Linked DNA regions of Mus musculus: region 1 is linked to region 2. Evidence: chromatin loops called from intact Hi-C (ENCODE). Cell type or tissue: heart. All regions are shown on one strand. Links, peaks and the distances in the headings refer to the core of each region. The heading gives the core; the rest is flanking DNA. Region 1 holds the start of Sap18 (Sin3-associated polypeptide 18). Region 2 holds the start of Zdhhc20 (zinc finger, DHHC domain containing 20).

What was found. Peaks named below come from ENCODE experiments on the same cell type or tissue, not always from the same donor. Only the 100,000 strongest peaks of a DNase experiment are listed, where the experiment ranks them.
Region 1: a loop joins it to region 2, with 1.8 times the contacts of the local background. A loop is called at or near these places in 2 of 42 quality-filtered maps.

Annotation. Positions count from the first base shown.
Region 1 is chr14:57,789,486-57,804,674 of GRCm38, reverse strand. It overlaps Sap18 (Sin3-associated polypeptide 18), which reads right to left and starts at 6,486. Exons shown (of 4, transcript NM_009119.3): 1 at 6,321-6,486; 2 at 6,078-6,187; 3 at 3,059-3,181; 4 at 1-2,753. The coding sequence starts at 6,449. The coding sequence ends at 2,597. It overlaps Mir3077 (microRNA 3077), which reads right to left and starts at 6,251; the gene lies at 6,188-6,251. In heart, for the core only: CTCF peaks have their summits at 7,074 and 7,838 (motif pointing left); a DNase peak (open chromatin) is centred at 6,514; H3K4me3 peaks cover 2,946 bases; H3K27ac peaks cover 2,051 bases.
Region 2 is chr14:57,882,431-57,897,619 of GRCm38, reverse strand. Zdhhc20 (zinc finger, DHHC domain containing 20) reads left to right here and starts at 7,284. Exons shown (of 13, transcript NM_029492.5): 1 at 7,284-7,557. The coding sequence starts at 7,440. In heart, for the core only: no CTCF peak of the experiment used is centred there; DNase peaks (open chromatin) are centred at 7,299 and 10,269; H3K4me3 peaks cover 1,827 bases; H3K27ac peaks cover 1,276 bases.

The DNA.
Region 1 (15,189 bases), core at 3,967-11,966, 94 kb after region 2:
CATTCACATTTAAATTATTTTAGCTGGGTACAACCAGACCTATAAGCCCAACAACAGGATGGTCAGGAATTCCAGTACAGAAAAACCCTTTAAGTCACTGTACATGAAGTTTACTTGGAAGTGAAAGCAGAATAGGGTTATACAACCAACCTATGATGCAGAGTAGAGGGACAGGCTGTGTCCCACTTTGGAAACAGTTAATGCTCACTGAAAACTCCCTGTGCACAAAGTTCTCTATTCCACTGACTCCCACACTGGAATGTTATGCAGCTGGGCAAGGGGGGTTGGTTCATACCTTTAATACCAGCACTAGGGAGGCAAGAGGCAGGAGATCTCTGAATTTAAGGCCAGCCCGGTCTACAGATTTTGAATTCTAGTACGGCCAAGGCTACACAAAGAAACCCTGTCTTAAAAAAATAAAAGGCTCTGCATTATCACCACAGCACCTTTTCTGGGTAAAGACTTCTTATTAATGTGACTTTTTAAGTGTTTAATATTAAAACTGTTCTTTGGCCTGGACGTGGTCTTATCTTACACATACCTTTAATCCCAGTATAGAAAGCAAAGGCAGGTCAGAAATCTGAATTCTAGGCCAGCATGGCCTACAAAGTGGGAGACCCCGTCTCACAAACAAGAGCTACAGGGAGCACTTGTTGCTTATGCCAAGGACTCAAGTTCAGTTCCCTGAAGCCACAGAGAGACTTACAACCAGTTGTAATGCTAGTTCGGGGGTCTGACAGCTTCTGACCTCTGAAAGGTCTGTACAGACATAGTGCACATATACACAGGCAAACTTATAAAGTGACAATCGGAAAAACCCAGAATGTAAAGATGCTCTCTGGGCCACTGAGATGGCTCAGTGAAGGAGTCTACTCTATCAAGCATGACAACCTGAATTTCATCCTCGGGACTCAATAGTGGATCCAGAGAACCAACTTCTAAAACTTGTCCTGACTTCCACACACCCCTTCCCCCAAAATAAATGTAATTTTACTTTGATTATTCTTGGGTTTTTGCTTACTGGCCCTAGGAATTTCCTTCTTTGGGAGAAAAAAAGAATTCATGATTTTGTTCTGAGACTGGTTACCTGGTCAAGATTAAGCCTACTAGAATACTTTTAGAAATTTACTTGTCAACTCTAGGAAATCATAGCCATTGGCAAGTGTTTAAGCCAACAGACCAGATAGGCAGTCACTCTGCTGTTTTTTTTTTTTTAAGATTTATTTTATTAATATATGTAAGTACACTGTAGCTGTCTTCAGACACTCCAGAAGAGGGAGTCAGATCTTGTTGCGGATGGTTGTGAACTGCCATGTGGTTCTTGGGATTTGAACTCTGGACCTACGGAAGAGCAATCGGGTGCTCTTACCCACTGAGCCATCTCACCAGCCCCCACTCTGCTGTTCTTAACCACCTTCGTGGTGGAAACTATAGTCATGTATTAAGATTGGGGTTTGCAATCGTATAGAATTCAATAAAGCAGGGCCAGTTGTTCCTAATGCCCATCATGAGCTAACCAAGCAGCCACACCTTTAGCAGCCACAGGAATCAGTCACTGCAGCTCAGTTGTGCAGGTTTTGTGAGACATGCTTAGCAGTGTGGCTCAGCTGTCCCACATAAGCTAGGAATAGAAATGCGTATCAAAGAGTAACTACTTAGTAGCTTTTCCCTCTCACTCGCCCTCCCTTCAGGTGCATGTGCCAGCATGCACATTACACATCTAATAGGAAACAATGACTTCGGGCTCAGCCATCCCATTTACTCTGTAACTACTACTCTAAAGTCTACTGCAAATGTTTAGCTTTCATAGTTCTCCAGTGAGGTCTCCAGCACTCAACAGGCTGTATTTCCATTCTCGGCTCAAGGTAAGCCTCCCTCATAGCCTAGTTTGGATTCATTTCCTCCCTTCACTTGGTGCCCAGAGGCAAAAAGGGGGTCAGATCCCTTAGGACTGGAGCTGTGAGCCATCATACAGATATTGGGAACAGACCTGGGTCCTCTGCAAGAACAAGTGTTCTTAGCCGGGCGTGGTGGCGGATTTTTGAGTTCGAGGCCAGCCTGGTCTACAAAGTGAGTTCCAGGACAGCCAGGGCTACACAGAGAAACTCTGTCTCCGGGAAAAAAAAAAAAAGAAAAGAACAAGTGTTCTTAACCTCTGAGCCATCTCTCCAGCCCTTGCCACCTACTTTTTCGATCATCTAATGCCACAAACATATTCACCACTTTATACAACCCCATGGCTTTCTTATTTTGCCTCTTTAGGGCTTAAAATGCCCTCTACTGCTGAATAAACCCCTACATTATCAGGTGAGACTCAAGCCTCCATTAACTTTTACACCTGGGCTGATTGAACACATGTATTTCACAATACAGCTTTATACAGAATGCTAAGAGCACTTTTCTTCATATTTTACATAAGGGCTTAAAACATATGGACTTTAATATACCAAAGTACATCCAACTCTAATTCCTAAATAAATGTGTTACAATTTGTTGAAAATTTAAAGGCTTAATGGCAAAGTCCGGGGGAAGAAAGGATTAAGTAAGTTTATTTTACAAACTGGCTGAAAAATAACTTCAAGAAAGTCAATAGACTTCAGTAGGGTCTCATCCTCCCTGACGAAGGCGGCGCCCGATTTGGAGGCGTGATGGCTATGTCCAGATAATCCCCTATTTGGAACTTCTGTGACTGCAGGGTCATGGAGTCATCAGTGCCCTTCCTGCCAGACATGGTGCTGCCAATCTCCTTAACTCTGCAGAAAAGAAAGCCAACGGTTAGTGGACTAGAACTGTATCAACAGAACGGTGCAGACTACAGGGGTGATGTATCTCCAGAATTCAAGTGAAGCCAGATCTGAATATAAGCCTATAGCTACCACTACTGTCACTAAAGACAGACACGAAAGGCATTATCCCAAAGCCAGGCATGGTGACATGTGCTTATAATTCCAACACAGCTGCATCTTATCAGAAAGAGAATATATATGTGTGTTGCTGGGGAGGGGACCTGATTTGCAAAATGCAGAAATAACAGGAATTAAAATAACAAGTCACCTACCGATATCCAGGTCTTTTAAGATCCATAAAAACAATTGCAAAATTGAAGTGTGTGCCCTTCTTTCTGGCTTCTGGGTAGACTTCCTTCACTAAACTAGTCAGTTCTTTCAAGGTTGCATCCATCCTGAATTTTTTGAAGAGATAATTATGATGAATATTAGTATAACAAGGACATTAAAAACAGCAAGTTGTGCATCCAATGAGTCATTCGTAGTCCAGTGCTGCACACTATATGATGGCAAGATGGCCTGGCAGGGAAGTCAGTTTGCTGTACAATCCTGGCAACCTGTGTCAACCCAAATAAGGGTCAAAAGGAGAGAACCAACTTCCACAGTTGTCTTCTGACCTCCACAAATCAAGCATCTCATGGAATGTGTGCACGCGCGCGCACACACACACACACCCCTAATAATAACAAAGAAAAAATTGCCTTGAATATTTCCTGAGCTGTCCTCCATGGGGGAAAACAACATCAATAAAATAAAAATCCTGCTACAAGGGCTTAAGGCTAAGGCCTTGTTCTGAGACTACATAACATCATCTGGCTCAGCCATCTACTTATCTGCAAGTAACCAGTACAAATTATTCAACTACACAAAATAACTATTTTCTAAGATACACAATCTCCCATACATTACAGCATCTGAAAGTGGAGTGCATCCTAGAACCAGTGTGCTACAACAGCATCTTCCTAAGTATATGTAATTTCTTGTTCTCTCATAGAATCTTAATGATGGAGGCAAGGCAAGATGGCTGCTTAGCGGGCAAAAGTGCTTGCTGACAGGCTGACAACCTTAGTTTGATCCTTGGAACCCACGTGATGTAAAGAGAACTGCCTTCCAAACCTGTGCTCTGACCTCCACACATGTGCTACGACACTCCCATACGCCACACATACACAAAATAAATCTGCCAGTGGGACGGCTCAGCAGGTAGTCACTTACTACATAAGCTGGCTGTCCCAAGTTCAATCCCCAGAACTCTCAAGTAAATGTGGATAGAAAAATATTCCAAAAGATGTCCTCTGACATAAAAGCTGTAGCACTTACACAATGCACCTATAACACAAAAATAACCAAAAAAAAATTTTTTTTTAAAATAAAGGAATCCTAAAGCCAAGAACATGAAATGTTAAGACAAACTGCAGGCCCCTTTTACAACTTAAGCCATTATTAAATTAAAAATACTTATCTGAACTCAGAACTAAATACAGTCCCTTGTGCTAATACAGCACAATCCAGGGCAAGGTAACTGAAAATGTAAACATGGCAGCAACAGTCAGTTTAGTTCATCTTTACACTGCTTTTGCCAACAAAGAGGTAAGTGAAAGGCAAAGTTGAAATAGCATTCTGTGCACTGGAACAAACGGCAGAACCCTAGAGAGACACTTCAGAATGACAACCCTGATGGAACGGTACCAAGGAGAGAGCTAAAGAACGCCCTGCAGTGTTACTGTGAACGTTACAAATCTCCACATCGCCGTACTCAATGCATGGAGGGAAAATACCCAGAAGGACCACACTGTCCCCCGTTTTCTGCGCCAGGTATTTATTTCTCCATGTTCCTGTAACAGAACTCAGTCTTTCAGACGGAGGGACACTGTCACTCTTGCAGAAGAACTGAGTTCAACTCCCGCACCAACAGAGCAGCTCACAGCCATTTCTAACTCCAGTCCCAGAGATCTGATACCCACTTGTGACCTCAGTAGGCACCAGGCATTTATGCGGGGCACACACATACATGAAGGTAAACACACATATACATAAAAAACAAATTACAATTTGGAAGATATAATATCGAAACTGACACAAACTATACATACACCAGTGTGCATAGTTCAAGTAAAATCTTATTTTTTCATAACTGTATGTAGTTCACTGTGTAATAAAATAAGTTATAAAACTTCAGACAACTGTTACCTTCTTATGTATTTTTGCAACTAAATTTTACCTGGCCAGAATTCATACTCTATTCTGCAATTAACTCCGAAATTTTATATATCGTTCCTAGTGAACTTCAATGCTGGCATAAACTCTGATTTTCTTTTGAGGCAATTTTTAAAAATTAAACAAGCTTTTACAGTCTGAGTGCCCTAGCAGAAGAAGGGTAAGCTTTATAGCAGAAAGTCTCAAGAGCATATGCTGAAAGGTGTGTACAGTAAACACTACATTTTTAAAGTGAAAAACTTGATTATTCCAAGATTTTGATATCCATGTGGTTCTGGAACAATCTCTACAGATAACAGAGAGATAACCCTCTTTAGAAAGCTGGGCTCACGGAATAGAAAAGCAGCACTTAAGCAAAGTCCGGGCAAGCTGGAAAATTCATTTGTTGGGGGACACGGAATTTTAGTATGTGGAGAGTGGCTTAAATTCAGCCGCTACTCAGTAGTTTTCCCTTATAAATTCAATCACTAGCTCGTGTTTTGGATGGGGGTGGGGGGATGGGGGGTTGTTTGTCTGTTTTCCCGAGAAAGGGACTCTTTTGTGGTGTATCTTACCACCGCAACAAAAATGTATTAAAATTCGCCTTTGCTGCTTTTCCAAAGCTATTACAGTGTCAACCTGACACAATCCAAAGGACAAGCCTGTAACGGTCCTAGCTGCGTGGGTCCTGAGCAAGGCAGGTACTCGGAGATGAAACACTTGGGACAGCCGTCCTCACCGTGCAAACACCAAACGCTTTGACACCAAGGGCCGGGGCAGAAAGGGCTCGGTGTTGATGGTGCTTTTTAATATCTTGGTGCTGCGTGGCTCGAGGCTTCCCATTGCCTCCACTCTGCGAACACGGTTCACTCAACAGCCATCTCCCTCCCCGTCCTCTACCATCTTATCCTACCGCACCGTAAGCTACCTACGTATCCTTTTGTACCGGGCGGCCACACGGCGAGAGCGACGCCGGTCAGTTCACTCTGACCTAACGTTTCATCCCCACTCCCGAAAGGCGTCACACGGCGGGCGAGCCCGCCCTGGCTGTCCCCGAGGACGCAGCCCGCCAGGCCCGGGTCCCGCGCGGCTCACCAGGTGTAGATCTGCAGCTCGCTCGAAGGCACGTTCCCGCGGGAGAACTCGTCCATTCGGTGGTGGCGGCCGTTGTTGGTGGTGAAGACCCGCAGCAGGAGCGGGCAGGTCTGCGGAGAAGCAGGGAGTCAGCCTCGGGCGCGCCATTTGGCCTGCCCGCCCACCCGTCCGCAGGCCGCGCCCGCCCTCCCGCCAGCTCGCCGCTGCTGCCACCTCTGCCCCGCAGCCGCCCGCAACCCGCACCTTCTCGCGGTCGATCGGCTTCTCCGGCTCCTTCTTAATTTCCTCCTGGGTAACGCGCGACTCCACCGCCATCTTCCTCCTTCGGCCCGGGAGACGCTCGCCCTGACCTCCGACCCCTGCGGCGAGCATGAGCTAGTCGTCTCTCGCGAGGAAAGGCACGAGGTTTTATAGGAAACGAGTGGCAAGGCGGGGCATCGCATGGCGCAGGCGTATTTCCGTATGTGTGGGTGCACACGCACGCACGCGCGCGCGTACGTGTTGCCTTGGGGAGAGGGGTGGGGCACACGCATGCGCAGTGCTCTACAGGCGTCTTGATCGTTCTTAGTTGTTTTCTTACGTGCTCACTGCCCAGGTCAGCTTAACGTAATATTTTCATGCGTAGTGATGAAAATGTGTAGCGATCACGAAAAACTTAAGAAAATTCACATGACATGTAAAAATATGAACCAGGTAGTCATAGTGATGATAAACCGACTGAACTGGTTAATATGGACCCCCAGTGCAGAAAGGTACTGCAAGGCCAGCGAAATGATACCTTTTCTGTAGATGATGGGGTAAAGCTGTCTGTTTAGGGGCTATGAATGAAATAGGCTCTTTTTATGTCACGCAAAATTCAAGAGAGGCAAATCCAGCGGCATGGTGATGCATACCTTCACCTGGTCTTCAGAGTGTCAGGACAGTCAGGGCTATGTGGAGAGAGCCTGTTTCAAAACAAAAACTACAAAAGTATCAGTGAGAAAGACTGATTGAAAAAACCTTCATGCCGGCCAGTGGTGGCGCACTCCTTTAATCCCAGTACTTGGGAGGCAGAGGCAGGCTGACTTCTGCATTTGAGGCCAGCCTGGTCTACAGAGTGAGTTCCAGGACAGTCAGGGCTACACAGAGAAACCCTGTCTCAGAAAAAGAAAGAAAGAAAGAAAGAAAGAAAGAAAGAAAGAAAGAAAGAGAGAGAGAGAGAGAGAGAGAGAGAGAGAGAGAAAGAAGGAAAGATAGAAAGGAAGGAAGGAAGGAAGAAAGAAACCTTCACAATATGCTATAGATACTAAAACATAAACCCCATAGCTCCATTTTAAAGCAGTTGCTTTAAAAATGAAATCTAGACAGTAAGCATGTAAGGTTCGGAATGTCACTGCTAACCCAGAGAGTTCGTTAAAGATCTGGTGACTGCTTTTAATAGATTGCTTTACAAACAAATCGGATGTAGTATATCTGCAAAAATTAGACACTGCCAGTAGCAGCTGTTGGCCTTGGCACTTCTGAACTCCGGTGAGAAGGCAAGCTGGCACACACTTTGGATTCTTTAGGGTTCCTTGCTAGTCATCCTCTAGTCCTTACAACCCCTTCTTGCTGATAGACTCTAGAGAAAATCTTTGCTAGGAGTATATCCAGAGACATTATGAGAATGCTCTTCACTTGAGGTTCTTACAGAGGACCAGGCTACAATTCAAAACACCTGTAACTCCAGTTCCAGAGGCTCTGATGTCCTCTTCTGGCTTCCTTTGGGCACTGCATGCATGTGGTGCACAGACATGAAAACAGTCAAAACACCCATACACACAGCATAAAAATAAACAGATTTAAGAGGATGTAGAATGCTCATAACTTCAGACAGAAGCTGCTCCTGTAGCGAGGACAAGCCAGGCCTTACTAAATCCTCTATCTAGGACCTCCTTCCCTAAACTGCTGTGCTCCTAGTCGTTAACAGACCCAAGGCAGGGTGGGACAACACAACTTGCTAAATCTCTGCCTAAATTCCTGTCTTGTACCTTCACTATCTGCTAAATTCAGAGGTCCTCCGCCTTGTAGACACCTCTACTTCTACATCTTTATTATAAGCTGCTTTCCTTACTTCTGGGACGACTGCTGGATCCCCATCATACCGCTGCATCCTCTGCCAAGTGGCCAGATTACCAATCCATCACAGGACACCTCTCTGCCAAATCTGGAGTTTTCATTACTTAAAATATTAGCCATAAGGTGGATCTCTGTGGGTTTGAAGCCAGCCTGGTCTGCAGAGTGAGTTCCAGAATAGCCAGGACTATGAAGACCTGTCTCGAAGAAACACACACACACACACACACACACACACAGAGAGAGAGAGAGAGAGAGAGAGAGAGAGAGAGAGAGAGAGTCAGAGACACAGAGACAGAGAACAAAAGAAAGAAAACAGAAAAAAAAACCCACCAACAACAAAATCCACACCAATGAATTGATAAAAAGAAAAAAAAAGTAAAAAAAAGTTAGGATGTCATTCATTTTGTAGAGTTCTTGCTTAGCATACTCAAGGCCCTAGATTTGATCTCCAGCAATTCAAAAACTAAGCATAGTTGCATATGCCTTTATTCCTTTATCTCCACATTTGGGTGATAGGAAGATAAAGAGTTCAAGTCATCTTTGACTACAAAGTAAATTTGAGGCTAAAATAAATATAAGACACTGCTTCAGAACACAGGAGGGAAGAAGAACTACTCCAAGGGATGTAGTGGCTATTCCTGGTTGTCAACTTGACTATATTTGGAATGAACTACAATCCAGAATTGGACAACTCACCTGTGATCCTAATCTGGAGGCAGAGAGATACAAGTTTCTGACCTAGATTTTGTCATGGAAATCTTGAGATATAATGACTATGAATCCCAGAAGATTAAGAAAGGGAGATCTCTGAGTTCAAAGTCATCTGGGACAAAGAAAGTCCCAGATCCAGGCATGGTGGCACACACCTTTAATCTGGGCCACACATCCTGCTGGAGACCTACATAAGGACATTGGAAGAAAGAAGATTTACTCTCTCTCTCTCTCTCTCTCTCTCTCTCTCCTTCACCTGCTTGCTTTGTGGGACTGAGCAACTGCTAGATCTTTGGACTTCCATTTACAGCTGCTGCTGACCATTGTTGGGAGTTGGACTACAGACTGTAAGTCATCAACTAATTCCCTAACTATATAGAGACTACCAATAAGTTCTGTGACTCTAGAGAACCCTGACTAATACAGAAATTGGTACCAGCATAGTGAAGTATTCCTGTGACAACCTGACCATGTTTTGAGGAGGACTGTGGAAGGACTTTGGAACTTTCAGCTAGAAGAGCCATTGGGATGCTAAGAGCTCTGTGGGGTGTTCTGTAGGAGCTTTAAAGATAATGTTGAGAACGGTGCAGAAGATGGAGGCCTGGCTTGTGAAAATTCAGAGGGAAGATTAAGGACTTATTAGGGCCATTGCTGTTTTTAATGTGAAGATTCTGTGGTTTGGGTTAGCTGGGGCTGAAGAATCAGCTGTGATTAACAAGATACCAAAACGACTACAGCAAAACCTTTGCATTACTAGGACTATTGATGCTGGTTAGCTGGAGCTAAGAAATTAGTGGTGATTAAGAAGAGACCATCATCATTAAGGTGACATCTTCTGGGAAGTGTTTTTTGAGAGCACAAAGAGGCTGTGTTCCAGAGATAGCCAAGGTTGTACTGCATGCTGCAGCAGGAATTGGTAATGTGTAAGAGTCACCCAGGTGGTACTGGTTTTGAAGGCATGAAGGGGTCATGCAGAGCAGCTGAGGCTCGGCACGGTGAGAGGCCATGGAAGGCCATTGGTGAAGGTACAGCCTCAGTTGCAATGGATGGCCCAGGACTGAAGGGGTCATGCAAAGGAGTTGAGGTTTGGCACCATGACCTAGGAGAGGCTATTGGTGAAGCCAAGTTTCAGCAGAAGACGGCAGTATTTTAGAGATGCCAGTACCATGAATGACCACCAAGAACAGCAGCAGCAGTGGAGTACAGTCATCTGGAGCCTAGAAGACAAGGTGTGTGCTACAAAGGGCAGGGCTGGAGAAGTGACCCAGGCCCTTGGAGGAGCCCTGAACATTAGTTGCCCAGACATTGGATGGTTGGAGTTTGATTTTTATTTTGATTGTGACTGTGTCCTGATATTTTTCCCTCTTGAAGGAAGAAAGTATTTTAGTGGAACCCACAGTTAAGAGACTTTTAATTGTAAAAAGACATTGAATTTTAAAAGATATTCTATATTTTAAAGGGATTGAAATTTTAATAATTTGCAAAGACTGTGGGACTTTTAAAGTTGTTTAGATCTTGAGGATGAATAAGAAACTAAGGGTTGAGGCTTACTAGTGTTGTGTTTGTGTGTCAAGTTGACAAGGGGTCAATTGTACTGGATGGTTTTGTGTCAACTTGACACAAACTGGAGTTATCACAGAGAAAGGAGCCTCCCTTGAGGAAATGCCTCCATGAGATCCAGCTGTAAGGCATTTTCTCAATTAGTGATCAAGGGGGTGGTGCCATCCCTGGCCTGGTAGCTCTGGGTTCTATAAGAAAGCAAGCTGAGCAAGCCAGGGGAAGCAAGCCAGTAAGTAACATCCTTCCATGGCCTTTGTATCAACTCCTGCTTCCTGACCTGCTTGAGTTCCAGTCCTGACTTCCTTTGGTGATGAACAGCAATGTGGAAGTGTAAGCTGAATAAACCCTTTCCTCCCCAACTTGTTTCTTGGTCATGATGTTTGTGCAGAAATAGAAACCCTGACTAAGACAAGGGACAACAGCTAAATGACTTTACTAAATACAAGTAACAGGCAAACAGACACACCTACATGAGCAGAAAAGGGACCTTTTGAGACAAGGTGTTGCCATGTAGCAGCGGGTGGCCTAGAGCTTTCAGTGACCATCCTGTCCTTTAAATGGGGCATAATGGGCCATCCTAATAGGAATATGGAAGACCTTGTTGCCGAGTTTGATTTGAACTGTGCAGACCTGGCCCGAGAGGGTTCAGTGGAGAAGAATTTCAGACTGTGGCCTAGAGACTGTTCCTGTGGTGTTTTGCTGAGGAATATTTCTGCCCTTTTCTGAAGGCTCTACCTGAGGCTAAGGTAAAGAGATTTATATTAATTGCATTGACAAAGGAAGTGTCAAAAAAAAAGCCCAGCAGACACTTTTTTCTCTGGTTAAGTCTTATGAAGAGTGTTTTGAACAAGCATAGCAAGTTTAGAAAGGAAAAACTATAAAATATATGGTTCAATTATTAAAGGGGCACCAGCAAGTGAATTGAAAAATAAAAGGACTGAGACAATTGATGTTGGTTAGCTGGAGCAAAGAAATTAGTGGTGATTAAGAAGAGATCAGCATCACTGAAGTGAAATCTTCTAGGCATTGTTTTCTGAGAGCACAAAGAAGCAGTGTTCCAGAGATAGCCAAGCTTGTATCTCATGATACAGCTGGACTTAGTAATGTGTAAGTGTCACCCAGGTGGTACTGGTTTTGAAGGCATGAAGGTTATGAAGAGCAGATGAGGCTTGGCACTGTGAGAGTTCATAGAAGGTCATTGGTGAAGGTGCAGCTTCAGTTGCAGTTGACAGCCCAGGACTGAAGGGGTCATGCAAAGGATTTGAGGCTTGGCACCATGAAGAGAGCCTATGAAAGGCTATTGGTGAAGTCTAGTTGCAGCAGAAGACTTCATGTATTGGAGATGCCAGCACCTACCATGGCATGATCACCAAGAACTGCAGCAGCAGTAGAGTGGATCAACCTGAGCTTAGAGTGCTACAGGGGGCAGAGCTGAAGAAGTGACCCAAGTCCTTTGAAGGAGCCCAGAAGATCATGTGTGGATCCCAGACACTGAAACAAGAAGCTGTAACATTGAAGCTGCCTTGGAGACCCTGAGATTTTCAAGATGCCACAGCCATATCTCCTGAGGAATGCTGCTAACATGGAGTGGAACTCGCCCAGGAAAAGAAGATTGTTGCAGTCAACAAAGATGAAAAAGGAGTTGGAGATCTGAATACTGCTTTGACATCAGACATGGAGATGCAAAGTTTGGAGTTTACCCAGCTTGTTTCCTGTGTGGATTTGGGGATTACAGTTAAGTGATTGGATGGATCTCAGAAGAGACTTTGAACATTGGACTTTTAACACTGTTGAGATTGCTATAAGCTATGGGGATTTTGGAAGTTTGGAAGTTAGACTAAATGTACTTTATTATTATTATTATTATTATTATGCTATGGGTAGGTATGGCCCCTATAGACTCATGTGTTTGAACAAGCCTATGGGGGCCAGGGAGTGGAATGTGATGGTTTGTATTTGCCCAGGGAGTGATACTATTTGGAGGTGTGGCCTTGTTGGAGTAGATGTGTCCTTGTGGGTGTGGGCTTTAAGACCCTCATCCTAGCTGCCTGGAAGCCAGTATTGTGCTGGCAGCCTTCAGATGAAGCTGTAGAACTCTCAGCTCCTCCTGCACCATGCCTGCCTGGACACTGCCATGTTCTCACCTTGATGATAATGGACTGTACCTCTGAACCTGTAAGCCAGCCCCAATTAAATGTTGTCCTTTATAAAAGTTGCCTTGGTCATGGTGTCTGTTCACAGCAGTAGAACCCTAGCTAAGACACATAGACACTTGTTTATGGTGATGGAACTGCTCTGTTCTGCCCCAGAATGATGGTTTCTATATCATCATACATTTTCCAGGCCAGTAGAATACATAAAGCCCAGAGAGACCCTAAAGTAGACTATGGACTTGGATAAAGATAGCACTGTGTGGAGGTAGCTGTGTAACCAATGTGGCCTTCTTGGGGACATAATAACAGAGCAGGTCTAGAGGCGTGGCCATGGCTGGAGTAGGGAGGGAATGTAGAAAAGTCAGATTGCACAGACACAGCAAGCAGGGGTTGGGTGGTCTGCATTCTCTGCTAGAAAAAAAAACACAGCACCCAGAAGCTCGGGGTGTTTATAAAGTTGAACAAGAAGACAGGGTTATTGCGTACAGCTGAACAAGAAGGCGGGGTTTGCGGTGTACAGCTGCATCAAGGAGACAGATTTAGCCAGCCTTGGTAGGAGCAGGCTCTGGAGAGAGAGCAGTCCATAAGTATCTGGGCAGGGAAAACTATGGTTAGACATTTTTGGCACACACTGCAAATGCTTTTGCCTTTGGTCCTCCAAAGAAAGCTCTGCCATTTGCCTCTGGGCTTCACCCAGGAGGAAGAGTTTGCCAGGCCTCCATGGATCTGTGGCTCTGGGCTCCCTGACAGGGCCATGAGTGTTTCAACAACCAACTCTCACTCAGGACGTGACTCACCAGACCCCGGCCCTGCTGCAGGCCATCCTGGCTGAGTTCCTCCGTTTATTTTTGTTTATTATTACTTGATATATTTTTGTTTATTACTGATGGAAGTATCATGCAATTCAATTGACCTAGGTTTTTTTTTCACCCCTAAGTTCCTTTTGTATCACTTTAATTCATTGAAAAAATATTTTAAGATTTTTTTTTTTTTTAAAAATGGTCTCTGGTTATGTGTGAGTGTATACCAGAGGGGTGCAGGTCCTCGAAGGAGCTAGAAGAGGGCGTCAGGCCATTGGTGCTGGAGGTGCAGTTAGGACTCACTCCACTGGGGCCTAGGAGCCCACCTCAGCGACTCTGGAAAGCAGGGAGATCTTGTCACCTCTGGGCCATCTCTTCACTCTTTTCTTGCATAATTTTTTGATGAAGCAAGGATGGTGGGACAAGCCTGTGATACCATGTTCAGAGAGCTGCACCAGGAGGACTGTCACAAGTTCAAGATGACATAGGAACTCCCAGGACTGCCAGGGAAACAAAAACGAGAGAGACAGAGAGGGAGAGAGAGAGAATCTCTACAATTTTATGAGAAGCCTGGTAGTTTGTTTGTCAGGCAGGGTTTTTGCTTCCTTTTTTTTTTTTTTTTTATTTATTTATTTTTTTTTTATTTGTCGGGCAGTGGTGGCGCACGCCCTTTAATCCCAGCACTCGGGAGGCAGAGGCAGGCAGATTTCTGAGTTTGAGGCCAGTCTGGTCTACAGAGTGAGTTCCAGGACAGCCAGGGCTACACAGAGAAACCCTGTCTCGAAAAACCATGTATACAGCATTCTGCCTGTATCATGTATACAGCGTTCTGCCTGCATGTACATCTGCAGGCCAGACGAAGGCATCGGATCTCATTATAGATTGTTGTGAACCACCATGTGGCTGCTGGGATTTGAACTCAGAACCTCTGGAAAAGCAGTCAGTGCTCTTAACCGCTGAGCCATCTCTCCAGCCCCCTTCCCCAACCCACCCCCCAGAGTTCTCAGCAGACAGACTTGCAGATTGCAGCCTGCCCAAATGTCCCTCAGCAGCCTTCCTCTCTTCCCTGAACCTGCTGCAAATTGGTTATTAGATTAAAAAAACAAGAACAGATTTAAGTCTGATCTTTTGGGGAGAAGCTTGTTGCGGTGTTGGGTGCACATTGGCAGGTCGTGTCTACCCGCCTTCTCCTGTGGGTACTGATGCCCCACAGCTGGCCTTGCATAGACAAGCAACACACAATCCTAGTGGTCTTGCTCTTTTTGCCTCACCTATCGGCAGGATCACCTGCTGTCGTTGCCAGTGTGGACCGCAGGAGAGTAGTGTGGAGGTGGCATGATAGGAGGCCCTTGAGTCACGCTCTGCAGCCTCTGCCTTTGAAAAACTTCAAGGAATCTGGTCAACGACTTAGGGTTTCTCTCAGGAAGGTTGTTTCAAAGCTGGGGCCTGTTGTCTGCTTTCCACACTGAGATATAGTTATGTGTTCCTAGACGGGCTCTAACCATGACCAGCCATGTGATGAGCTGAGGCCCAGGGACCCTCCCCAGAGCTGAGCTCAGGCCAGCACCAGGCCTTTGAACCTAAAACAACGAGCTATATAAACTGCTCCTCACAGCAGCCTTCCCCAGCCACTCTGCCATGGTGATGAAGTGTCCACCATCACACACACCAGGAGCACACTGTGGGAAGACAGAACAGATACTGATCTCAACCTCTGATCAAAAGTCCCCAGTGACATCTGGTGGCATCCAGTGATCTCGGTATCATTGTCTTTAACAGCAACATTAACTT
Region 2 (15,189 bases), core at 2,515-10,514:
TCTCCTGCATTTCTCTGGGGGAAAAAAATTGGTTTTTTTTTTTTTATGTTGGTAGTGTGTGGAGGAATGATTCCTCATCCCTTGTGAATTCCACCACGGAGGACTTGTAATAAAAGGTTAGCAACAGAAGAGCGTCCAGATGTATTTACTATTATGTTTTATGTGACACGGAGCCTTTAGAAGTGAATGTCCAAACAGGGAAGCCCGTCTGTTTTTACATGCGATTGGAAGAGAAAAGGTGTGATTTAATGGTAATAAAACAGGAGCTTAGCAAGGCCTGTCTGTTCAGATGCCTCATGGAATCTCCATGTCTCCTGGGCTAATGGTTTCTTTTCCTGTGGTTCAAGGAGGACCCTCTAGTGTGGGGGTTGTATGTTCCACAAACCCCCAGGCACACTGCAGTCTTCTGCTACTTCCCAGCCTCTTTGGTTTTGGTTTTTCAAGACAGGGGTTCCCTGTGTAGCCCCGGCTGTCTAGGTGCTTGCTCTGTAGACCAGGTTGGCCTCTGACTCACAGAGATCTCTCCGCCTCCGCCTCCGCCTCCGCCTCCGCCTCCGCCTCTGCCTCCGCCTCCGCCTCCGAGTTCTGGGATGTGCCACCACAGCCTGTCTTCTGCTGCTGCCTTTTACTTGCATCCTTTCTTAGTATTAGATGTCTTGATGTGTTTTGGGATTCTGCTTTAATTCAGAATATGAACTCTTCTTCGCTCGTTTCCTTCATTGAGACATGGTCTTAACATATCTCAGTCTGCCCTCAAACTCAGTCTGTGTCAAAGACTCGTGGGTGCTGGGAACCCGGGTGTCTGCTGCCACACCTGATTTACCTTAACTCTTTCCACACCCACACCCACACGGCTTATCTAAGCTTATCTAAGCCCCGACCCTTCAACCCAGAGAGAGTGCTTGAACTATATTTAGGTCCCTGCTGGTGGTTGTAATGGAGAACCCAGAAACCAGTCATCAGGCTAGCTGACAGCTGGCAAAAAGGAAGGAGGTGGAGGAGGTCAGAAGGGAGGCCACAGTCTGAGACTGAATACATTGTTTTCCCTATTTCTTTCTTTTCTTTATTGTTTTGTTTTGGCTTAGGCTTTTTGTCCCACCCAGCAGGATCCAGTTATTCGTGGGTGCGAGGGGGACTGCAAACCTGAAGAGAAATGAGCAAGAAAGAGAAGCAGAGACCAAGGAAGATTCCTGTCAAGGTCTCAGTTTATTAGGCTGAAACGCCAGGTTTTAAGCACACAGCAAGGGGAATAGGGAGGGGTTGAGGGGGAATTAATTCTAACTAAGAACAAAGAAGTGGGCATCTGGGGACATGAAGGCCAAATTCAAACTGCAGGCAGGAGGCACTCTGAGTCTTATCTCTGGAATGTAGATCCCTCCTTAACAGCCTTGGGTGTCAGGCTGGGCTCAGCACATAACTCAGGTCCTTAAGAAGTCTTGGGAGTCAGGAAGAGATAAGGAAGAGGGGACTATAATTCAGCTTTTTACGGCCTCAGGTGCCAGGAAGGGAATAGGGAGGAGGGGGTGATGACTGGCTCCTTAGCACAAGGCCATTTGGCTTATTAGTGTGGGAAGCTGTGAAAGGCCTACTTTCTCACGGTATGGTCTCCAACAGCTTTTTTTCGAGACAGGGTTTCTCTGCTGGCTGTCCTGGAACTTACTTTGTAGACCAGGCTGGCCTCGAACTCAGAAATCTGCCTGCCTCTGCCTCCCGAGTGCTGGGATTAAAGACCTGCGCCACCACTCCCAACCTTATTTCTTTTGTTGGTGTGGGACGATAAAGGCTGAGGACAGAGAATGTGATCTTTTCAGTTTCCATTTTCTTCTTTTGCTGCTGTTTTTTGGAGTAATCTGAAGTTAGGGATGGCTTGTCTCTGCAGCCCAAGTTCAGGTTGTCCTCAACTCTCCTGTGGAACTGCCTCCCAGTTGGTCTCCTGGTCTGAAGTTTTTTTTTTTTTTTTCTTCTTTTTACTATTCTTTTACCCGTGGTCAGAGTGACTGTCACTAAACCCAGCTTTTCTGCTCACATTTTCTGCTCACCTTAAGTGAACTCAAAGCAGTTGCAGAGAGGAGTGAAATCATAGCCCAGCAAGGAACAGAAAGGTCTAGGATGCTGGTTCTGATCATTTATTTACATGCAAAAGAACATGAGTTAATGCATGCCCGTGAACACCAAACACAGACACAGTTCCCAAATGTCAGTAGGGAACTACCCTATCCTTGACCCTGCCTTTAAAAGAAAATTACAACCTGCTCTAAAGATGGCATTAAGACCCAGAAGCATTGGGCAGTGGTGGTGGTGCATGTGTTTAATCCCAGCACTCGGGAGGCAGAGGCAGGCAGTTTTCTGAGTTCGAGGCCAGCCTGGTCTACAAAGTGAGTTCCTGGACAGCCATGACTACACAGTCCAAAAAAAAAAAAAAAAAGACCGAAACTGCAGCAGCAGATCTGAAATAGTTTCTATGCCCCTGTTAAAATTGAGTGCATATGTGGCACTCAGAAATCAGAGACTGTTTGGAACATTAGACAGAAACCTGCAAGCATTCATTTTTCAGTTGCCCAATGTTTCTTACCCAGGTGGCACTGGTTCACAATAAATACTCCCCTTTTTTTTTTTTTAAAGATTTATTTATTTATTATATGTAAGTACACTGTAGCTGTCTTCAGACACTCCAGAAGAAGGAGTCAGATCTTGTTACGGATGGTTGTGAGCCACCATGTGGTTGCTGGGATTTGAACTCCTGACCTTCAGAAGAGCAGTCGGGTGCTCTTACCCACCGAGCCATCTCACCAGCCCTAAATACTCCCTTTAAGAACCTTCCAAGGTAGGAGGCAGGATGGTTAATTTCACATTCAAGATTATGTTGTAACTGAGGAGTGCCTTCCTAGAGATAAGAGGAGGCCCTAACCTTCCAGTAGTTAGGAATTTAGCCTTTATTGGAAAGAATCATTATGCCTGTACTAGTTAGGGCAAAGTCACTGGAGTAGCGTTCATCCTTAAGCCAAACTAAGAGAGAAAGGCTGGAAAGTGAAACGCAGGGTGGCAATGAATGGGGATCTTGCAGTGACACAGCCTGTGAGTCAAATAATGCCAAGGACTGTTGGCCACAGCCACAGGGGAAAGAGCAAAGAGGAATTCTTTCTGAACAGTTAGGTGGGGCAGATTCCATCTTTAACCCAGCACACAGGAGGGTGAGACAGGGAGATTGTCAGGCTAAGGACACCCTGGACTATGTCCTGAGTTCCTGTCTCAAAACAATAATAAAATACAAGTAAAAAAGAGTTCTTACTAGCCCTTTCCAAGAGAATGTAGGCCTCTCTTAACACTTTGGCTTAGAGTGTTTTGCTTCCAGAATCTAGAGAATTAATTTCTGTTGTTTTAAGCCTCTAAGCCTCTAGCTCAGAGGTTCTCAACTGTGGGTCTTAACTCCTTTGGCAAACCTCTATCTCTAAAAATATTTACCTTATGATTCATAATGGCAGGAAAATTTCAGTTATGAACTAGCAACAAAAATAATTCTATGTTTGGGGGGTCACCATAACATAAGAAACTGTTAAAAGGTCACAGTGTTAGGAAGGTTGAGACCCATTTCCTGGGCTTGTGATCTGTTATGCTCTTGTAGCCAATGTTATATGTAGGGAGTAAATTAAATCCTGAATGAATGTATGTTGTTGACATGGGTGCAGCCATGTCAAAGACCAATGCTTCAGCCCCATGGGACTGGCAAAGCCTCCTCTGGTTAGAATGAAAATGTTGGTTATGACTAAAAAGTGTCCACTGTCATTTCCACCACTCTCCTAGGATGCTGAGGGCCTGAAGACACCACTATGGAGATTAGCTAAACCTGTCTTGCTCAGCTGTATGCAATAGCCCTCTTTTCTCTTCACCTATATGCAATAACCGGCCTCTTTGTTCCACTGTATATAGTAAGCAAGCTGAGTTTCCAGAGTGTTGTGGAAGGAACGGCCTTCATTTCATATATCTGAATGCTTGGTCATTAGCCAGTGGCACTGCTTGAGAGGGATTGGATGTGGCCTTGGAATGGGTGTGGCCTTATTGGAGGAAGTGTGTCTCACTGGGGGAAGACTTAAAGGTTTCAGTGGTCCAAGCCAGGCCCAGTGGCTTTCTCAATTCCTGCTGCCTGCTGATGAGATGCAGAACTCTTAGCTCCTTCTCCAGCAACATGTCTGTCTGCCTGCCTCCATGCTCCCTGATACGCTGATAATGGACTAAATAAACCTCTGAAACTGTAAGACAACCACAGTAAATGCTTTCCTTAATAAGATTTGCTGAGGTCTTGGTATCTCTTCATAACAGTAGAACATTGACTAAGACACAGGGTCCATCAGAGAGCCCAGACCACCCAGTCTTAGCTCTTCTGTGTATGTCCTTTCTTTGTTCCCTTGGTGACCCATTAGGTCAATCCCTGGAACAGTGAGACTCAGAAGTTATAATGAAGTGACACATGAGAAGTTGCATCTGTTTTACATAGAGGCAGTGAAGGGTGTAAATTTTAGCATAGTTATAAAATTATATAGTTTTATAGTCTTATCTATATAAATAGAAAGATGGCCAGAGGAAAGCGGCTTCATTTCCCACATGCCAGTCATAGCCCTCAGACAGCATTTGGTTGTATTGTTTTGTTTTTCCAGACTTGGTTTCTTTGTGCAGCCCTGGCTGTCCTGGAACTCACTCTGTAGGCCAGACTGGCCTTGAACTCAGAGATCCACCTGCCTCTGGCTCCCACGTGCTGGAGTTAAAGGCTTGCGCCACCACCTGGCAAGACAGCAATATTTTTGTCTTCTTAAAATTTGCTTTTTTTACTTCTTCACTTTACATCCCACTCACTGATCTCCCCCCCCGGCCCCCCCCTCCCCCCCGTCACCCATCCCACAATCCCCTATTGCCCCTCCCTTCTGAGGGGCTAGGGCCCCCCTGTATGTCCCCCACCCTCTCTGGTACATCAAGAGATAGCATTCTTTTTTAAATCTTTAATTTTTTTTTTTTACAGTCCAGTCATTAGCCCCTTCCTGGTCCATCTTCTGACAATTCCGCATCCCATTCCTCCTCCCCCTCCTCCCCTCTCCTGCCTCCAAGAGGATGTCCCCACCCACCCCTCCAGACCTCCCCATTCCCTGGGGTCTCAAGTCTCTCACTGCTGTTTATGTAAAAGACAAAGAAAGGGGGCAGAGAAGGACAGAAAGAAAAGAAACGAGGGAAGAGGCCGGCCAGGGAGCATGTGGAAAGAAAGGGGGGAAGAGACAGCATTCTTTTTTTTTTTTTTTTTTTTCCTGGTTTTTTGAGACAGGGTTTCTCTGTGTAGCCCTGGCTGTCCTGGAACTCACTCTGTAGACCAGGCTGGCCTCAAACTCAGAAATCACTGAGTGCTGGGACTAAAGGTATGTGCTACCACTGCCCAGCTGAGACAGCATTCTTTTTTTTTTTTTTTAAAGATTTATTTTTATTTATATGAATACACTGTAGCTATCTTCAGACACACCAGAAGAGGGCATTGGATCCCATTACAGATGGTTGTGAGCCACCATGTGGTTGCTGGGAATTGAACTCAGGACCTTTGGAAGAGGAGTCAGTGCTCTTAACCACTGAGCCACCTCTCCAGCCCCTGAGACAGCATTCTTAATACTAGTTTTTCTGTCAGTCCTAATTCTGTCAAAACCACCCACCACCCACACACACCTCACTGGGAACTGAACCTATCACCACACATGAGTTTTATGTGGTCTTCCACTGGGCTCCATCCTTAGCCTCCAGATTCCATGTTGTATCTTAATTCTTTGAGACAGTTTTTCTGGGAAAATAGCTGAATTTTACCCACCTTAGTGCCCTAGAGTTGGGTCAATTTTGCCACTAATATGTAGTCAAAAATTTGAAGTCAGAATATGTTTGCTTTTTTTTTTTTTTTTTTTTCTCTAGACAGGGTTTCTCTGTGTAGCTCTGGGTGTCCTGGAACTCACTTTGTAGACCAGGCTGGCCTTGAACTTAGAAATCTACCTGCCTCTCTCTCCCAAGTGCTGGTATTAAAGGTGTGCACTTCTGGGTCCTAATGTCATCTTTAGGGCATGTTGCAATTTTCTTATTGTATACATGTTACTTTAATGTAACAGTAGTGTATGGTGACTAAATATTAATACTCATTTTACTAAGTCTTTATCATACTATAATAGCAGTTACCTTCTTCTTGGAGACTTTAGTAAATAGTCTGTTTTAGCTGACCTCAAACTCACAGAGTTCCACTGTCCTCTTCCTCCTGAGTGTGTGGAATTAAAGGCATGTGCCACTATGCCCAGGGCCAAAACCCAAACCAACCCAAACCAAACTTAAAAACTTTTCATTTGTCCTCAGACAACCCCTGGGCCACACATCCTCATGAGCAGTGGTCCATGCACATCCGCACATAGAATGTAAATAAATGAATGTACTGTGTTTTAAAAGAATGTATGAAATTATTCCTAATGATTGTACATTATGATGTTTCACAGCAAGGCTTCTAGATTCTAAGATTGCAGTCATTACTTAGCAATCTCCAGCTGTAAATATTTGAAAATCCCACTCCAGGAAAGGGCTGTTTCTATATTCTGCTTTCATGGTGTAACCTTAAATGTGGACTCCAAATCAAACTGACCTGTTGTATATGGCTTCCACCTTAAATCTCAGGCTCCTACCAATTCAAACAAAACATGGTGGAGAGAGCGATACGTGGACCAAATTATCCCAGGGGATTCTTCATTGGAGACACATTATAGTCACAGGAGTCTTATATTTAAGTATATATAATATTTTTCTTGCTTGCACGCTTGAGTGATGCACAGCCTTATGTAATAGGGAACCCGACTTGTATGGGTCCTGAAAGACCTAGGGGAAGAGTGTTATACAGAGTGCCACCCAAGGCACACAGGGCAGCTAAGAATTCATTCCTCTCCCCTTGCGCATCCCCATCCCTCTCGTCACCCAGTCCTAGATGGCCTCCTACACATCCTTAGCACTCTCCTCTCTTTTCCACCAAGGCACCCCCAAATCCCATGGGCGGGCCTGAGCAGAAGCCCCGCCCCAACTTCAGGCCCCGCCTCCTTCGGCCGGGTAGCCCCACCCCCTACGGGGATTGCCAGGCGCGGGACTAGGGGCGGAGCGGCAGGATGCGGGGCAGGGGCGGACCCGGTCCAGGCGCCGGGAGGGGCGGAGTTGCAGCGTCGCCCTTCACAGCTCGCAGCGGGATGAGAGGCGGGCCCGGAGGCGGGCCCGAGGGCGGGGTCAGGGGCGGACCCGGGCCAGGCGCAGGGAGGGGCGGAGTTGTGGCGTCGCCCTTCGCCACTGCTTGCGGCGGCGGAGCCTCGGGGGCGGGGAAGCTGGCGACAGGGCCGCTGGGGTCTTGTGGTCCTACAGAATCGTGGGCAGCGGGACCCGGCAGTCAGCAGAGGAACATGGCGCCCTGGACACTCTGGCGCTGCTGCCAACGCGTGGTGGGCTGGGTTCCGGTGCTCTTCATCACCTTTGTGGTCGTCTGGTCCTACTACGCGTACGTGGTGGAGCTGTGCGTGAGTGAGTACGGGAGGCGCGGGCGGCGGGCCGGGCCGCGGGTGGCAGGCCGAGGCCTCGGCGCCGCGTTCTGATTCCGCGGGGCGGCCTGCGCTTCCCCAGCCCGTGGGTTCCACGTCCGAGGGTTCCGGCCCGCGCTTCTCCGGCGGTGGGGGCCCCTGTCCGTGGGTTTCTGCCCACGGCTCGCTGCTCGAGGGGTCCCGAGTTCGGGCCTGCGCGCCGCCCACGCTCCAAGCTTCCGGGTGGCTGCAGTCGCCTTGGGGCTCCCACCCTTCTGTGACGGAATGCTCACAAAGGCCTTTCCTTTTGAACTAGAGAACCCCTTCTGAGACGGCTTGTGAGGTCAGTTTGGCTAAAACACACGCACACACGCACAAAGAAATCTTTTCCTCCCAGATTGTTGCTCCCCAAACTGCGCGAGAAGAAGCGCGTAAGCTGAAAGCAGCCTGGGGGCCTGGGAGGGAGGTGTGTCTCCCGGGTCTGCAGTGTGGGCTCAGCCCCTGGTCTGAGCTGTATTTGACCCTTTTTAATATTCATCTGGGGGTCTCAGTGCTGGATTTACACAAAATGTTGTTTTGAGGCACAAGGAATTGAACAAGAGAGGTGCAAGCTCAATGACTTTTTTTTTTTGCCTGTTTACTTTGTAGGTTTGTATTGCTTATACCTTTAGTTTTAGGGCTTTGGTTTAGTTTTACTTTTGCTATTTTTCTTATTTAATTTTTTTTACCGTATGGTTCTTACCTGATTTCCTGGGATAAAGGAATAGCGTTGCATTATACTTACATGACTTAGCCGATTGGTTCATTGTCATTAACACCCTAGGCCATTACTATGTCAGTGATACTAAATAATTGCCTGTAAGCTTTGAGTGTGCGTTCTATACCTACTGGCTCTTTACTGTGTTCGTCTCCCGTCAGCATTATTAAATAAAACCCTAAGAAAAAGCAGTCCCTTGGTTTCCCAGAAGTGATGTGGTTTTAATTTTCAGACAGAGCCCTCGGTTATCTGAAGGACAGATTTTCTTTGGGGAAAAACATACGGGGTAAATACAAGAATGAAAAAAAAAAAAAATCGGGCTGGTGAGATGGCTCAGCGGGTAAGGGAACTGATTGCTCTTTCGAAGGTCCTGAGTTCAAATCCCAGCAACCACATGGTGGCTCACAACCACCCATAAAGAGATCTGACACCCTCTTTTGGTTCGTCTGAAGTCAGCTACGGTGAACTTACGTATAATAATAAATAAATCACTCAAAAATGGTAGAGCCTAGACCTCAATTGTGGCTTTGGATTTGGCGAGCTCCAAACCAAGTACTTGTTTAAAAACTCAAGTTCTGTTCATAGAAGACCCTGAAGTAGCTGAGCTTCTGCAGGTTTTTATTTTTACAGATTTTTTTTTTTTTTGAGACAGGGTTTCTCTGTATAGCCCTGGTTGTCCTGGAACTCACTTTGTAGACCAGGCTGGCCTTGAACTCAGAAATCCGCCTGCCTCTGCCTCCCGAGTGCTGGGATTAAAGGCGTGCGCCACCACACCCGGCTCTGCAGGTTTTTAAATGGCAGCATCCTTAAGAAAATGACTTTGCTACTTAGAACATTTGATTTAGAAGAAACAGTGTACACCTGCCCTCTTGCTCTTGGGAGGCTGAGGTCCAGGCTAGCCTGGCCTTCAGTGTCTCAGAATAAAACAGCTGGGGCTTTCATCCCAGCACTAGGAATACAAAAGCAGGGGCAGACATATCTATTGAGTTTGAGGCCAGCCTCTTATGCATAGTGAATTCTAGGACAAACAGAGCCATGTAGAGAGACCCTGTCTCAAAACAACACTGTGTGTGTGTGTGTGTGTGTGTGTGTGTGATATACAAGGGTGCACACAGGCCAAGGCTCACTTGAGGAGGTTGGAGGATAACTTTGTGGAGTCAGTTTCTTCCTTCCACGGTAATGTAGGTTCCTAAGACTGAACTCAGGTCAAGTCTGCATGCTAGTTGCTTTACCTGCTGAGCCCTGTCAGTGGCCTAAACAGAACAGTATTTTTTAGAACAGTTATCTCTACAGCTGGGCTCTGAGTAATTTAATTATGGAATACCTTCCCAAATAGTAAATTTGTTGCATATAATAATTTAGACTCCTCTTTTTGAATACCAAAATGTTTGCTAAAATTATTAAATTAGAATTGACTCTATTTAAATGTTTTTATTGTTTTAATTTTGAGACTGGGCCTCTCAGTGTAGTCCTGGCTGTCCTGGAACTTGCTTTGTAGACCAGGCTGGCCTCGAACTCAGAGATTCGAAAGCCTCTGTTGGGATCAAGGGCATGCCCTCCCTCTATCCCACCCTCAACCCCTCACACCACTTCCCCTTATAGTTTTGGAGTTAAAGTTGCTGAAGGAACATTAAACATGTGAATTAGATTCAGATTATACAGCTTAACTTGAAAATAATTTTTATTCAAAAATACCCACTGTGAGGTTAAAAAGTTCAATAAATTTTTAATTATGTCAGTCTCTCATTTTTACATTTCCTACATGTGTGTGTGTGTGCATGTCTCTGGAGTCAGACTTCTGGGAGTCGGTTCTTGGATTCTACTCTGTGGGTTGGGAGTGGTTGAACTTGGGTCATCAGGCTTGGCCGTAAGCCCCTGGACCCAGAGTGTGTCTACGAATAAACGGAAAGGAATATGAATAGAGAACTGCAGTGTGTCAGTGGCGGAGAGGGAGCGAGCGTTTCCTTTACCCTCCTCTTTCCCTTAGTGTCCCAGCAGGGGTTTGTCTGTGGATGTAGGAAGTGAGACTCTGAGCTGTGTGGAAGGAACTTACTGAGCATAGAATTGACTAGGAAGTGATTCAACTAAGCTGCTGTCTTTCAGATCGTGATAAGAGAAGAACCAAAATAATACTGGTTTTAGATTGGGATTCCCTTTTAATTTTTTTTTTTCCTTTCCAAAGCTAATATTTGAGAATGCTAATTAGACATGCTTTGTTTGCTTGCTTGCCATGCTGGGTTGAAACCCAGAGCCTTCCATGAGCTAAGGTAGGCTCTCTACCACTGAGGGCATCCCTAGCTACTATGGCTCTCTTCACAGGTTTCCAGCATTTACCAGGACACTTCTGTCAGTCATTGTGAGCTGTAGGAGTAGTATATGGTCTTGGGCAAGTATATTATAGAGGTGATATAAGCAGCCCTTTTATTTCACTTCTAAGGAAACCTTTTAAAGAGCTGTGTGGTTTCTCCAAGGAGGGAGTGAACTTCCAAGTAGAGATTTAGGAAGAGGGACTGTAATTTCTGAGCTTATATCCGTGTCTTTCATAACATTGCCACATTTATAATGAGGCAAGATAACTGTCACAGGGCCTGGGAGATGGCCCAGGAGTTAAGAGCATTTGCCGTTCTTGTAGAGGACCTGGGTTTGGTTTAGTTTTGTTACCTTTTGACCCAGGTTCACTATGTAGTCCAGGCTGGCCTGGAACTCACAGAGATCCTCCTGCCTCTGCCTCCTGAGTGCTGGAATTAAAGGTGTGCACCAGTTCAGTGTTTTTGTTTTTAAAGTGGTATTTTTCTCTTTTTTGTTTTGTTTGTTTGTTTGTTTGTATTTCTTTTTTTGTTTTGTTTTTTGTTTTTGTAAGTACAGGAACACTTTTCACTCAGCTTTGATAGTTTTCTCTCAGCTAGATTTAAAAAAAAAGATTATATTGCAAAAATGTGCCAATTTTGTTATTATTAAACTGCTGATAGTGTCAGGATTATATGTGCTGTCTAAGAGAAGGAGCCCCCACATCATTATGATGTACAGTTTAAAGATGGTTAACACTTCATGCTCTTCCTGTAAACCAGGAAGCAGTGTAGACTTGGGTGTTCCTGAGCAGAGGAGGACTGCCCACGTTTACATATTGAAATAAGAGGTTAAGAATAACAGCGACTACATTTCAGGATAGATTTCTGTAAGGTAGAAAGCCAGATCTTGAAAATTAACATTTTAAAACAAAAAAATTTGTAATAGTTGGCCTTTTTTTTTTTTCTTTTTCTTTTTTCTTTTGGTTTTCAGGTTTCTCTGTGTAGCCCTGGCTGTCCTGGAACTCACTCTCTAGACCAGGCTGGCCTCAAACTCAGAAATCCACCTGCCTCTGTTTCCCAAGTGCTGGGATTAAAGGTGTGCGCCACCACCGCCTGGCATGGTTGGCCTTTTTAAACATTTTGATACAAGAGCCTGATTTTGTAGTCCAGGGTGACCTCAAACTCACTGTAGCCCCCCTGCTTCCTCCTAAGTGCTCGGATTGTTTACTTGTGTCCCCATGCTCAGCCTGTATTTTGATTTTTCAAGGAATAACTGATATGTTTCCTATAAGTATTTAAAAACTCTTGTTGACTATGCTGGATAGTTCTATGTCAACTTGACACAACTTTAAAGAGAAGGGAACCTTAATAAAAATGCCTTCAGAAGATCGTGCTGTGGGCAAGCCTGTAGGGCATTTTCTTAATTTGTGACTGTTAGGGGAGGGCCCAGCCCATTGTGGGTGGTGCCATCCCTGGGTTGGTGGTCCTGGGCTGAGCAAGCCATGAGGAGCAAGCCAGTAAGTATCTTTTTTTTTTTTTTTTTTGGTGTTTTTGAGACAGGGTTTCTCTGTGTAGTCCTGGCTGTCCTGGAACTCACTTTGTAGACCAGGGTGGCCTCGAACTCAGAAATCCGCCTGTCCACGCCTCCTGAGTGCTGGGATTAAAGGCATGCGCCACCATGCCCGGCGCCGCCAGTAAGTATCTTCCTGCATAGCATGTGTATCAGCTCATGCGTCCAGGCTTCTGCCCTGTTTGAGTTTTAATCCTGACTTTTCTGGATTATGATGTAGAAATGTAGCCAGATAAACCCTTTCCTCACCAAGTTCCTTTTGGTCATGGTGTTTCGGCACAGTAACAGAAACTTTGAGACAATGAGCATAATAAATTTCATCTATACATACTATACTCTTTGTTTTTGTTTTGTGACAGTCTCTCACTATCTAGCTCTGGCTATCTTAGAAGTCTTTATATAAACCAGGCTGGTCTTGAGTTCACAAGAGATCCACTTGGCTCTACCTCATCAAGGTGGTAACATCAAAGATGTGTAGGAGTCTTTTGTATCTTGCCCTTATACGATTCCTTTGCCAGCCCCCAGGTAGCTAGATTGCATCTTTTTTTTTTTCCCCCGAGACAGGGTTTCTCTGTGTAGCCCTGGCTCTCCTGGAACTCACTTTGTAGACCAGGCTGGCCTCAAACTCAGAAATCTGCCTGCCTCTGCTTCCCGAGTGCTGGGATTAAAGGCATGCGCCACCACGCCCGGCTCGATTGCATCTTTTTAAGTCAAAATCAGGCTTATTAAATCTCTGCTTCACAGTCCCCGATAGTTTTCCAGTTTGCTCAGTGAGTTCAGCTGTTTGCATGGCCTACCGCCCTGACTTTGTTTTTTATGCTTCAATTAAATAGTCTACTGTCCGTTCAGGCACAGTCACCTGAGCCCATTCTGCCTCCTGTCCTGCTGTAGCACTGCTTCTCTGCCTGTGACAGGTCTCTGTTTACATCATTGCTCAGTCACCCATGGAGGGCCCCCTGACTCTCCACACAACTGCTCCCTTGTCCAGACTTTTTTTTACCCCATGCCTCTTTTTCTTAGCAGCACGTATGTGTGTGACAGTTGTTTCTCAGCTGAGCACCACGGTTATTGCTGTATTTCTAGAGCCTAAAGTAGGGAAAAGTAAAACAGAACAAACTAGGACCAGGACAGGGCTGGTGATGGCTAGGCAAGACTTCTCAGCCATAGCCTCCGTTTTCTCAGACAGCGATACAGAGGAAGTCAGTGTCCCCTTTGGGTTCTTCGTCTCATCAATAAAAGAATTCAAGAATGGACTCAAATAGAACACAAAGTTTATTAATGTTTAAAAGAGAAACTACAGAGCGGGCAGGCTAGAAACCTCAGCATCTGCCTGAAGGAGGCAAATGGAGGGCAGACAACATGGCTGTGATAAAGGACCAGGAAGCTAAAACTGTTGAGGTAAAAGCCCAAACTTAAGGAAAGAAGGCTTAGGAAAAAGGTGGAAAGAAGAAAGGTTCCAGTTTTGTAGAGAAATCGAAAAAAGTTGGCAGACTTAAGAATCTGTCTGCCGGGCTGGTGAGATGGCTCAGCGGTTAAGAGCACCGACTGCTCTTCCAAAGGTCCTGAGTTCAAATCCCAGCAACCACATTGGTGGCTCACAACCATCTGTAACAAAAATCTGATGACCTCTTCTGGAATGTCTGAAGACAGCTACAGTGTACACACATATAATAAATAAATAAATAAATAAATAAATAAATAAATAAATCTTAAAAAAAAAGAATCTGCCTGCTACCTGTAAGTGTCTATATTAGACTCAGGGATTCTGGGAAAGAAATATCCAGTATCTCATTAAAGAACTGATTATTTCTTCTGTTTCTTGAGCATGACTAAAGTGTGAGTGGGGTGGGCCCTTAGCCAGCGACTGAACCAGCTCAGCTTGAATGTTAGGTCTCCGCCCAGGCCAAGATTCCATTTCTACTCTTAATAGCATAGCTTCAAGAAAGAAAGAAATACAGGTTCTTACTGTGTAGCCTGGCTAACCTGGAACTTATCTGTAGACCAACCTGGCGTTTTCAGCTCACAGAGATCCACCTGCCTCCATCTCCTGAGCAGTGGGATCAAGATTGTGTACTAACACACCCTGATCTTCAGCAGGTTCAAACTTTGCTTTTTCTTAGTTTTGTTAGGTATTTAAAACAGTATATATATTTTAATTATATATTCTAGTTAATGGGGAAGTATATTGGCAGTGGAACAGAATGTGGTATTTAGAAATAGACAATCCTTACAAAAATCTAGAATGTGGTAAAGGTAGTGCCTCAGATCATGGAGGAAAAGATGGGACAACTGGTAAGAGACCACAGTAAGAGAGAAGCAGACCCGTGCCTCACTGTTCCAGGGTTTGATTACACGTGGGTAAATCTCATTTTCCTTCCTGTGTTTCCCTTGATTATAATCTGTCTTGCTTCTGAGGCGCTGTAGTGGAAGCTAGGCCTAGTGCCTGCTTTGCAAGACTTGTTCCACTGGCCTTGTACTTTGACTAGTGAAGGATAAATGGAAAGAGTTCCCTGTGGCCTCACCCAGATTTGCTGCATGTTGTTTCTCCCTCACTGCTTCCTTTAGTCATCGTCTCCTGAGTGTTTGAGAGTAAGCTGTGCATGCCATTTGCCTTCACTGTAAATGTTAACATGTTTGCCAAAGCTTTTGTACATTTGTATTGTATTTGAGCATATACTCGTTTGTCCCCAGACAGTTCATTTCTGCTGTTATGTTTGAACCTTAAATGAGAGAAAACATTTGTCATTCTGTGTTAGCTAATTTGTATAATGTGATTATCTCCATTTCTGTAAACAGCATAACTTTGTTCTTTCTCCTGCTTCACCATCCAGTCAGGGTTACACATTAAAGATGGACATGGTAGTTCATGCCTGCAGTCTCAGCACTCAGGCAGAGACAGGATTGTGAGTTCAAGGCCAACTTCTGTGTAGTGGCTCAAGAGCTCTTTGAGTTGTGAGTTATGTAGTGAGTACAAGGCCAGTCTCTACTACATAGTGAGTTCCCATCTCATAGAACAAAGTT